Regions from separate parts of the Homo sapiens genome. Here all the other regions are linked to region 3. Evidence: chromatin loops called from intact Hi-C (ENCODE). Cell type or tissue: OCI-LY7. All regions are shown on one strand. Region 1 overlaps MAP2K6 (mitogen-activated protein kinase kinase 6). Region 2 overlaps ABCA6 (ATP binding cassette subfamily A member 6). Region 3 has its middle 150 kb from the start of LINC01482.

Region 1 (4,000 bases), 750 kb after region 3:
TAAGGTCAGGAATTTGAGACCAGCCTGCCCAACATGGTGAAACCCCGTGTCTACTGAAAATACAAAAATTAGTTAGGTGTGGTGGTGGGTGTCTGTAATCCCAGCTACTTGGGAGGCTGAGGCAGGTGATTGTAGTGATTGTGGTGATTGTAGTCAGGGAAACTTCTGGGAAGAGATAACCAGAACCCTGTCTTTGGGAAGAATAATGGAATGTATTGGTAAGTAAGAGGGCCTTGTGGTTTGGATAATTCTTAAACTCTCTGAGCCTGGAAATAATGTAAAATGCCTTCCACAGTGTGCCTATTATTGTTAGTTGTTATTATTAAAAATTGGAAAAATAGGATGAAGGAAGATGAGAAGAAAATAGGAAGGAATACAGATAGGAAAAAGACTGTAGATTATTCACAACTTTGAAATTAACATTAAGGGTTATTTCACCATTATGAAATATGTAATTCATATTAGAGAAAATATGTAAGGTATAAAAATAATAAAATGAAATTTGTGTATCTTCTAGCTTAAAGGGAAAATTATAAAGGATAATTTTTAAAGCTTTTGTAATAATCTTTTACTTCCAATTTTATGGGTGTTATGAAAAGTATCACAAAGGGAAAAATTAGCTGTAATTTCAAATGTTATTATCCAGAGATAATCGTAGTTCCATTTTTTGGGCATATGGGCGGGTGGGTTAAATTTTTCTAGTCAAAAGGATTCGTTTAAAATCTGGTCTGTAATACTGCTTCTTCAGTAACCTGCCCTGTGGTCTGGAATACCTGGGTTTATGATCCTTTACACTATGTGACCTCTGACACATCGCTAGCAGAGGTTTCAATCAAAATCTGTTGCTTTGGGCCAGGCTTGGTGGCTCACACCTGTAATCACAGCCCTTTGGGAGGTGGGGTGGGAGGACTGCTTGAGGCCAGGAGTTTGAGACCAGCCTGGTCAACAAAGAGACATCCTGTCTGTCAAAAAAAAAAAAAAAAAAAAGTTAGCTGGGCATGGTGGTTCCCACCTGTAGTCCAAGCTACTCAGGAGACTGAGGCGGGAGGATGATTTGAGCCCAGGAGTTTGAGGCTGCAGTGAGCTATGATCACACCACTGCACACCGGTTGAGTGACAGAGTAAGACCTTATCTTGAAGAAAAAACCAAACCAAACAAAAACAAAGGTTGCTTTGGTCATATTTGGTGTATCATTGTGTCACAGTCTGCCTTTTTGTTCTTTGTTTTATTACTCCTACGTTAAATATCAATAGATCATTTTGAATTGGACATTTGATTCAGTAATAATTTTTTAGGCTCTTACTACAAGTATGAGGGTAATGAAGATCATAAAATCAGTGGAGAAAACAGTTCTTTGTATGGAGAAATTCACAATTCTACAAGGCATGAACAAAACATGAAATAGAAAATCAAGTTGAAAGCAATAAGCTGTTGTTAACTGTGGGTCAGGGATGGCAGTTACTTCTGTGTTGGGCAGCTTGGGGAAAGGAAGATGAAGGACAAATGGAGATTTTAGGCCCTCTGGTGGCAGAGAAATGAACCTTGAAAGCAGGCTGAAATGATGGCATCCTGGTTGTTTTCGCTTTCAGACGTCAAGCCTTCTAATGTACTCATCAATGCTCTCGGTCAAGTGAAGATGTGCGATTTTGGAATCAGTGGCTACTTGGTGGACTCTGTTGCTAAAACAATTGATGCAGGTTGCAAACCATACATGGCCGTAAGTACATTAGCTAGGGTGGCATCTGGTAATGTCACTGCCGACAAATCATGCTGGGAAACAAGAAATGGATGGCCACAGAGGGAAAATGGAAATGTACCTAAGACTCCAGAAGTAGTCTGCCTCTTAGTATTTCTTCAAAATTTTATGTCTGAAATCTTTACTCACTTGCTTCGTATATTGTCTTAGTTTGTTCAGGCTGCTATGGCAAAGTAATGTAAGCCAGGCAGCATATAAACAACAGAAATTTATCTCTCACAGTTTTGGAGGCTAGGAAATCCAAGATGAAGGCACCAGAAGATTTGGTGTCCAATGAGGGCTCACGTTTCTCAGGATCATACATAGCACCTTCCTGCTTAGTCCTCGCACGGTGAAAGGGGCGAGGGATCTCTCTAGGGCTTTTTTAATAAGGGCCCCAATCCTATTCATTAGTATTCCACTTTCATGATTCAATCACCCCCCAAAGGCCCTGCCTTCTGATGCCACCACATGTGCGATTAGGTTTTAACCTGTGGATTTTGGTGGGGCACAGACATAGTTATATATATATTACTTTAAAAAAATCAAGTGAAAGAGATACGTTATTTGAAAAAATATATACACAATACATATAGCCTGCACAGTTTTCCACACTGTATTGCAGGGGAGTATTACCTTGTTTGTTGAGGACAAAATAGTAAATAGAGCTTAAATTACCCAAACAAGGCAGTTAGATTAGTTATGAGAGGACCTCACAGCTGTGAAGATTCACCGTCATTAGCAGAGACCTTGCAATCCCCTTTAACTGGAGGAACGGCCACTAGATTCTACCTGGAAATGGACTTGTGCTTTGAATTGAAAAGCTTCCTGTCTGTGTTTAGCTAAAAATTGCTCAGGTCTATTAGCATGGGACAGTAGCCCAGTGACACTTGTTTTATTGAGTTCTGGACTGTTCATGTTTTAAACAAGGATAATTCTAGATGGGCAAAGTAGCTTTATAATGTATACCCTGTTTCTTCTTAAGGCAAATTTTAAATTTGTTATGAAAGGAACTTGATCCATTACTGTGTCCAAGAAAAGACAAACACAGAAGAAGGGAAACCCCACGGAGGCATTGATATTTGTTGTAGTTAACCGGGTCTTCTTGGCCTTGGTGGCATGTTAACAGCTTATAACAACTCACTTGGCAGCTGGTGCTACCCCCATCCCCAGAGACTATTGAGCTAAGAACGTTATCTCAATTGTCTTCCCAGTTTCTCAGTTGTCTGTCTTCTTTCCAGCCTGAAAGAATAAACCCAGAGCTCAACCAGAAGGGATACAGTGTGAAGTCTGACATTTGGAGTCTGGGCATCACGATGGTAGTGTATGCCAATCATCATGAACTATGAGGTTGTGGGTAATGAAACTAGAATGAGGTGGACGTTGGGTTCAAGAAACAAATGCCCTAAATGCTGGTTTGGGGCGCCCTCTCCTGCTGAGCTGGTAGGAGATTTTGAGTAATAATTGTTTGTATTGTGGTACAATAAAAACACTGATATGGGATTGGGGAAACCAATCTTTCTCTTGATTCCACCTCTGACGAGCTGTATGCCTTTTTGAGTAATTGTTACAGTCACATGGACTATCTTCCTATCCTCCTCTGTAAAACGAGAGGATCTGACCAGATTCCTTATAGTTTAAAATTAAATTATTCGAGCCAAGGCAAGAAGCTTAAGCTGTGCAAAGAATGCTAATGTGCGTGAACCCTGATAGGGCCGTGTTATCCAGGACATAGACTATGCTTCCCAGGATATTTTTATTGGAGAAGTAGAAGTCAAAGTCTGATCAGGTCAGTGTATTAGTTCGTTTTCACACTGCTGATAAAAGCATCCCCAAGACTGAGTAATTTAAAAGAAAAAGAGGTTTAATGGACTCACAGTTCCATGCAGCTGGGGAGGCCTCACGATCATGGCGGAAGGTGAAAGGCACATCTTATATGGCGGCAGACAAGAGAGAATGAGATGAGACAGCCAAGTGAAAAGGGAGATGCTTCATAAAACCATCAGATCTCGTGAGACTTTTTCACTACCATGAGAACCATAGAACAGTATGGGGGAACCACCCCCATGATTCAATTGTTTCCCACTGGGTCCCTCCCACAACATGTAGGAATTATGGGAGCTACAATTCAAGATGAGATTTGGGTGGGGACACAGCCCAACCGTATCAGTCAGGTATATCCTCAATACATGATAACCAATAGGATGATTTCCTTAGACACAGCCCTAAAGTTATATGATTTATTCATAACTTATTCATAACTT
Region 2 (4,000 bases), 340 kb after region 3:
CAATTCCAATAATATTCGTTGTACCTATATGAGAAAATACGCAACTTTTAAAATCCAAAATGAAGAAGACATTTATGCAGCCAAAAGACACATGAAAAAATGCTCATCATCACTGGCCATCAGAGAAATGCAAATCAAAACCACAATGAGATATCACCTCACACCAGTTAGTATGGCGATCATTAAAAAGTCAGGAAACAACAGGTGCTGGAGAGGATGTGGAGAAATAGGAACATTTTTACACTGTTGGTGGGACTGTAAACTAGTTCAACCATTGTGCAAGTCAGTGTGGCAACTCCTCAGGGATCTAGAACTAGAAATACCATTTGACCCAGCCATCCCATTACTGGGTATATACCCAAAGGATTATAAATCATGCTGCTATAAAGACACATGCACACGTATGTTTATTGTGGCACTATTCACAATAGCAACACTTGAAAACAACCCAAATGTCCAACAATGATAGACTGGATTAAGAAAATGTGGCACATATATACCATGGAATACTATGCAGCCCATAAAAAATGATGAGTTCATGTCCTTTGTAGGGACATGGATGAAGCTGGAAACCATCATTCTCAGCAAACTATCGCAAGGACAAAAAACCAAACACCGCATGTTCTCACTCATAGGTGGGAATTGAACAATGAGAACACATGGACACAGGAAGGGGAACATCACACATGGGGGCCTGTTGTGGGGTGGGGGGAGGGGAGAGGGATAGCATTAGGAGATATACCTAATGTTAAATGACGAGTTACTGGGTGCAGCACACCAACATGGCACATGTATACATATGTAACTAACCTGCACGTTGTGCACATGTACCCTAACTTAAAGTATAATAAAAAATAAAAATAAAATCCAAAATGATTCATATTATGCAATTTTAACCACTCATTAAAGCAGTCGATATTTGTTATGGGACCTCTTTGCCTAAATTTTATTCATAACAGGGCAAATAAATCATTGAAGAGAATTCTGTGGTCATGATTTAATTTGGTAAGTGGTTGGCAGGTCAGTTAATCCAAGCATGCCCTCCTACCTCTTGTTCCACTTCCTTTAGATGAATCCCTTTTATTTTAGCAAACAGGCTGAGGTTTTCCTTCACGGTGAGTATGTCAAATTGAACATTGAATTGAGGACAGACGCCAGTTATCTTTCTGATTTCCTCCAAGTCTTGCATTTCAGAGAGATTTTTATTATAGATGGTAACTGATCCTAAGAATAGAAGTTAAAAATAAAATTGGCAAGATAATACATTCTATTAATATTCATAGATCTCATTTAAGAAAATATTGGCATATGTTCACAAATGTCTAAAATGATTTGTGAACTACTATTCTTGACATAAATATATGCTTATAGAACTGCATATATGTGAACACAATTTGTGAACTACTAATTATTCTTGTTACAAACATATGCTTATAGAACTGCACATCTACCCTGAAATATCACACAATGGAATAAAGATAATAATTTTTATAAAATTGCAGAAATATGAAGTATATTCAAAATTATGTAGCTCTTGGAAACAACTTTAGATAAACATTATTTCTCTTAAGCCATCAAATTTAAAATTTAAAATGAGAGGCATATGCTTGACCTCATTCTATTATAAGACATCTTGCCTTTGAGAAATTTCTTTTTACTCACCTTCTGTTGGAACAGACAATCCATTAAGAATATTTAGCAGTGAAGATTTGCCAGCTCCACTGTGACCCAGGATTGCCGTGATTTGACCTTCATATATGTCAAAGAGCAAGCCTATTTTTAGAACAAATTGTTAACAAATTATTAACAGTATAAACAGAAAGGCATTAGACAGGCCTGGTCCCAACATAGAACAAGGCTATTTAGTTTAGTGGCATATTTCTCAGCATTTCAATACTTTAAAATACACAATGATCAATATTTTCCTAATTGCCAAAATAATATGTGACAGAACTATAATAATTAAAATAATATGTTACTGGTGCAGGATATAGTGACCAATGGAACAGAACAGAAGTCTAATATGGACCAAAGAAAATATAAAAATAAAGATTAATAAAATGACCTTTCAAATGTATTAGAAAGATGGTTTATTTAATAAATAATATTGGGACAACTAAACAAATACATTAACAAATTTTATGTTTGTAATTTTTTTTTTTTGTTACAGGATCTCATTCTGCCACCTAGACTGGAGTGCAGTGGAGCAATCACAGCTCACTGCAGCCTCAATCTCCCACGCTTAAGCAATTCTCCCACGTCAGCTCCCTGTAGCTGAGACTATTGGCCCACGCCACCACACTTGGCTAATTTTTGTATTTTTAGTAGAGACAGGGTTTTGCCATGTTGCCCAGGCTGGTTTCAAACTCCTGAGTTTAAGCAATACACCCACTTCGGGATTTACAGATGTGAGCCACCATGCCTGGCCTGTAATTTTTAAATGCAAAGTATACGGTGTTTTCCAGGGTAAGAGGGAAGTGATACTGGCTGTTGGGACTGACCCACAGTAACTGGAAAAATTAAATAGAAGCCTCAGTTTCGTCATCTGCAAAGTGAGAGATATATTAACATGTCTTTCACAGGCCTAAATGTAAAATGGTACATGTAAATCACTTAGCATAGTTTCCCGCACACACCAAATCCTCAATGAAATCTAAGTGTTTATTGCTATTGTTGTCGTTGTCATTATTATTCATTATGTATTGCTTGTGGGAGTATGACTTTTTATGATTTTAGAGGGAAATAATTTGAAATATGAATCAAGAATCTTGAAAGTATGCTTCCTTTGAATAATTCTGCTTCTAGAAATTTATATTCAAGAAACAATTTATGACATTTACAAAGATTGAACAAGGCTGTTCATTCTAGTATTTTTTATTACACTAAAAATTGGAAACAAATTGAATCTCATACATTGGTGTGTTAATAAGTTAGTCGTGGTATCCATATAATGGAATGGTACTTAGCTTCTGAAAAGTAGGCCATAGATAAAAGATTTCAAAAGTGTGTCCCAAAGGTGTTGCAGATGTGCTCCAGAAACTAACTCCATGAGGAAGGAAGAGGAGGCTAAGGGATTGCAACTTCTTCCCTGATTTCCCAAAGAGCAGCTATACTTGGTTTGAATTCATAATCATATTTTTAATGTGTTGATGTCCAATGCTTTTAATTTTTTAAGGTGCTGCTATTTTTAAAATGAACAAAATTCTTAAAGAAGTTTTTTGTTTAGACAAAAAGAAGTTCATGACTTGATGAGTACAAAGGTAGTTCAAAATGTGCTCCAAAACTTTAAGTAATCAATTTAAAATTATTTCAGTATCTCCTGAGCTAACATTAAAGAAAGAAATCACAGCTCTAGATGGTATTTGATGAGAGAAACCTAGAGAGAGAATAAAATTGCTCATACAAATACATTAAATTCTCAAAGACCTAATCTAAAAGCAATGAATAAGACTGAATTAGAGGATGCTGTATTTATTAGAAAATACACGCAATATAAACACAATGGTCGGAGAACTCTACACTTCTGGAAGGTTCATGGCTCTTCTTTTTCAGCTTTTAAGGCTTCTGTCTTTTATAAAAATCATTTTTATCCCTCCTAAAAATTATTTTTAATAAAAGTAAATAGTCCTCCATGAAATCTAGCTACTCACTTTGATGTTTGCTTAAATGTCTGTTATAGAAAACTGTATGTTAGAATATTTTGTATCAAAATGTGTTTTTTCATTTCAAATTATAACTTAGGTTTGTTATAGGATATTGACTTGTGAAATTTAATTCATAGTCAATGGTTTTACTCATCTTGCTTTAGTTAACCTCACCAGTACATATAAACTATGTAAATTCACCGGCTAGTATAAAACCTTTATCAGATTTCAGTCTAGATGTTCTTTCCTCACAGTGACAATATATAAAATATTGTTCATAGCAGATTAATCTTTAAAAACAAAGAGAAATTACATCTTTCATTGTATGATACCACTGTTATAAATTAATAGATTCA
Region 3 (4,000 bases):
GAGAGGAGAAATCATCGATGATAGCCTTGACTATTGCTAGAATCTCTTCCTTTAGATTCCTGGGGCTAGAGTTGAGGATTTCACTTTAAGAAAGATTGAGACAGAGTGAAAGCAAGAGAGAAGCTTGTAAGAAGAAGTGGGAGGATGTTAACAGTGAGAGCTGGGAATTTGCTCATGAGGCCGAGTGGCTACCACAATCTCCAGTACAGGCTGAATGTGTGTCGTTCCATTCCGCTTCTACCCTCTGTAAGAGGCCTGCCCTGTTCACAAGGCCAATAAGGGGTTAGATTTTAAGGCTTGTTGAAAATAAACTTTGGTAATCCCAGTGCTTAGAGCCCAGTGACATAGAAAGGAGAGCCTTCTTCAACTTTTGGAGAGCAAACTTCTAGGGGGATGAGGTGGGAAGTTTACTTGGGGGAATCCTGCCCAGGGCATCACCTCAGCTTTCTGATCCTTGGTTTTTTTTTTTCCAGGATCCCAAAGAGAGGCACAAATGGTGTGTCCAAGCTTCAGATTGAACTCCTCTGAGACTTTTCTCTTCTCCATAATCATAGCTAGATGAACAGAAGGATGTGGCCACCACAAATTCAATGAATGTGTATACCTTTAGAATATTTGTGATTACACAAGTCCCTAGAGGCAGGTGGGGGCAAAGACTTCTTTGTAAAAGTCCAAAGGTGTCTTAGAAATGTGCAAAAGTACAAGACTTACTGAGGTACAGAAAGCAATGGCTCTTATTTTCAAAGGGAGCCCAAGAAAAGTTCTTTGAATTTTTCGTCTGGCCCTTTTACTTTTCAAATTTCTTATTTTGTCACACTTTGTGGTTGTAGCAATTTGTGAACAGAAAGCATCTCATCCTTTGCTCAGCATGGGCAGAAGGGACAATGAGCACCTCCTTGGTTGCATGTAGATTTTTCCATAGCAGAGTGAAAAAAGATTGGAAAAATTTGTTCCAGCATCCTTGCATGGAAGTAAAGACTTCCCATGAAACCAAAAGTATAGTTTCTCTCTGACATCTCTTGAAATAAACACTTCTTAGTCAGAACTATCCCCCCATAGATGGCACTTTAGGTTGGGCCAAAAATGGTAGAAAGGATATGGGATCTCTGCTTCCAACAGCATTTGACAATTATTCTACTAGAAAAACACATGCACAGTATGTTGATTGCAGCACTATTTACAATAGCAAAGACTTGGAACCAACCGAAATGCCCATCAATGATAGACTGGATAAAGAGAATGTGGCACATGTACACCATAGAATATTATGCAGCCATAAAAAAGAATGAGTTCATGTCCTTTACAGGGACATGGTTGAAGCTGGAAGCCATCATCCTCAGCAAACTAACACAGAAACAGAAAACCAAATACTGCATGTCCTCACTCATAAGTGGGAGTTGAACAATGAGAACACATGGACACAGGGAGGGGAACATCACACACAGGGACCTGGCGGGGTTGGGGGGCAAGGGTAGGGAGAGAGAGCATTAGGACAAATACCCAATGCATGTGGGGCTTAAAACCTAGATGACGGGTTGATGGGTGCAACAAACCACCGTGGCACATGTATACCTATGTAACAAACCTGCACGTTCTGCATATGTATCCCAGAACTTAAAGTAAAAAAACAAAACAGAAAAACTTCTCAGGGGTTAATGATGACTTTTAGTGCATTTATAAGTATTTAAGAAAGAAGACCAATAAGAGTAGGTTTTCAGAACGTGGTGGTTAATCTACTTTTGCTTGAAGTAGAAAAATAAAGGAGAAACAAATCCTTGCAGAGGAGTTCTCTGTGGGAGATGAAGGTGAAGTAAAAGGGAAAATGTGGCCAGTTTACGATTAACTTTACTCTTGAGAGGTGAAGCAAATTGAGTTTCCCCAGGGGGATTTGCTTAACCCTTAACAAGTTTCAGCCAAAGGAAACCATTTGTGAATTCCTAGAAGATTATTTTGGCACTCTGTGGGCGGCAAGCCACCCAGGTGCCAAGGCAAGAGATCGAGGGCACAAGCTGTTCCAGTATAATAAAGAAAATGCATAGAATAAGAATAGTTATACTAGAAATAGATTATAGATATGATTATATGTGAATATCATTAATCATTAGTTTGTAGCATTACTCTTTATTCCAATATTATAATAATCTTTGCTCTACAATTATAACCTAGGAAAAACGAGGCCATAAAGAGATAGGAGCTGAAGGGACACAGTGAGAAGTGACCAGAAGACATGAGTGTGAGCCCTCTGTTACGCCCAGACAGGGCCACCAGAGGGCTCCCTGGTCTAGCGGTAATGCCAGCGCCTGGGAAGGCGCCTGTTAACTAGCGGACCTTGGTCTAGCGGTAGCGTCAGTGCCTAGGGAAGGCACCCGTTACTTAGCAGACCAGGAAAGAGAGTCTCCCTTTCCAGGGAGAGTTAGAGAAGACTCTGCTCCACCACCTCTTGTGGAGGGCCTGACATCAGTCAGGCCTGCCCACAGGCATCTGGAGGCCTAAATGTCTCCCTGTGATGCTGTGCTTTAGTGGTCACACTCCTGTTTCACTTTCATGTTCCGCCCTGTACACCTGGCTCTGCCTTCTAGACAGCAGTAGCAGAATTAGTGAAAGTACTAAAAGTCTTTGAAATGCATAGAAGAAATAATGGCATAAGCTGTCCTCTCTCTCTCTCTGCCTCTGCTGCCAAACAGGGAAGGGCCCCCTGTCCGGTGGACACGTGACTCATGTGACCTTCTCAATCACTGGAGATGACTCACACTCCTTACCCTGCCCCTTTTGCCTTGTATCTAATAAATACCAAACAGCCAGGCATTCGGGGCCACTACCGGTCTCTGCGTCTTGGTGGTAGTGGTCCCCTGGGCCCAGCTGTCTTTTCTTCCATCTCTTTGTCTTGTGTCTTTATTTCTATGATCTCTCATCTCTGCACACGAGGAGAAAAACCCACAAACACTGTAGGTCTGGTCCCTACAGCACTCAATTTTCCTCTTTCCCTAAAACCAGAAAATACAATGTCCTATGCCAGTAACCCAGAAATAAAAAGTAGTTACGTCTAGTATAGAGAATATACAAAGAGGTTCCTTGCAAGTTTAAAGTTCTAGGAAAGGCAGCAAAAAAGAAAACATGATTGATTTCTTTTTTATGATTCATGAGTATTACAACTTCTTAAGGCAGAGGAGTTTTTCTAAGATACTGCAATCCATGTTTTCTGATTTTACAGAGAAGAAATAGAAATCCAACCCTTTCTGGAAGAATAATCCTATGAGATTTAGGTGAAGACAAGATTTGTGTTAGAATCCAGCTCTTCAAATATGGCTTGGTTGATTCACTTCCTAAATGATTTATGAAGAAGCTGATTTTTCATTCCTGTTGTCATAACTACAAGCTGTGCTGTTGTTTCCTGGAACTTAGTTTTTATGGGCAAAGGCTTAGGAAAATGGTCTATAAAGGCCCTCAGCAGTTCAAGGACCTATTAGTTCAGTCTCCTCTCTGTTCTCCTGCCATAGAAAGTTGTTTTTGGTGTTGTAGAGCAATTGTGCATTGGTCTCAGTGTTGAGGCCTGTTTCTCCTGGTTCTGGGAAGTCATAATCAATAAGAATGAAAACCTCATATATCTGCTTGTTGTATTAGCAGAATTTCCTGTGATGTGTTCAGCTCCTTGAGATCTCATTAGATGTTTCTCTATATAAGTATTCCTTGGCCAATGAAGTTTGAACATTTTGAAGTTAAGCAAATTTAATCTGTTATTCCTTTACTTCCAAATTTCTCAGATTCTTTATAAGCTCATGTGCATTGTGAATCTCCTAGAAGACATATATAACATGAAACATTTCTCCAAATTTTGGGTACAGATGCCCTTTTTGCCAAACATCTTGAGGGACTAGTGTCCCAAAGAACATACTTTGGGAAGTGCTCTGTTACTTCAACCTGTGCGTTAAAACCAACTTCTCCTGTTAGACATCTAGTCCCCAAAAAGCCTACAAATTAAGGTTTTAATGAAAAAATGTGT

The links. Peaks named below come from ENCODE experiments on the same cell type or tissue, not always from the same donor. Only the 100,000 strongest peaks of a DNase experiment are listed, where the experiment ranks them.
Region 1: a loop joins it to region 3, with 5 times the contacts of the local background. A loop is called at or near these places in 17 of 110 quality-filtered maps.
Region 2: it touches region 3 in a loop (5-fold over the local background); 3 of 110 quality-filtered maps call a loop at or near these places.

What each region holds. Positions count from the first base shown.
Region 1 is chr17:69,521,924-69,525,923 of GRCh38, forward strand. It overlaps MAP2K6 (mitogen-activated protein kinase kinase 6), which reads left to right. Exons shown (of 12, transcript NM_002758.4): 8 at 1,591-1,718; 9 at 2,978-3,055. Among named protein-coding and RNA genes, the nearest start is that of MAP2K6-AS1, 38 kb to the left of the region's middle. In OCI-LY7, CTCF peaks have their summits at 1,517 (motif pointing left), 1,725 and 3,149 (motif pointing left); a DNase peak (open chromatin) is centred at 1,518.
Region 2 is chr17:69,113,714-69,117,713 of GRCh38, forward strand. It overlaps ABCA6 (ATP binding cassette subfamily A member 6), which reads right to left. Exons shown (of 39, transcript NM_080284.3): 12 at 1,663-1,773; 13 at 1,049-1,224; 14 at 1-24. Among named protein-coding and RNA genes, the nearest start is that of MIR4524A, 16 kb to the left of the region's middle. In OCI-LY7, no CTCF peak of the experiment used is centred here; a DNase peak (open chromatin) is centred at 2,448; H3K4me3 peaks cover 3,209 bases; H3K27ac peaks cover 3,254 bases.
Region 3 is chr17:68,772,158-68,776,157 of GRCh38, forward strand. No RefSeq gene overlaps it. Among named protein-coding and RNA genes, the nearest start is that of LINC01482, 150 kb to the left of the region's middle. RefSeq lists an enhancer at 2,372-2,741. In OCI-LY7, CTCF peaks have their summits at 95, 2,278 (motif pointing right) and 2,479; DNase peaks (open chromatin) are centred at 1,874 and 2,514; H3K4me3 peaks cover 1,404 bases; H3K27ac peaks cover 1,091 bases.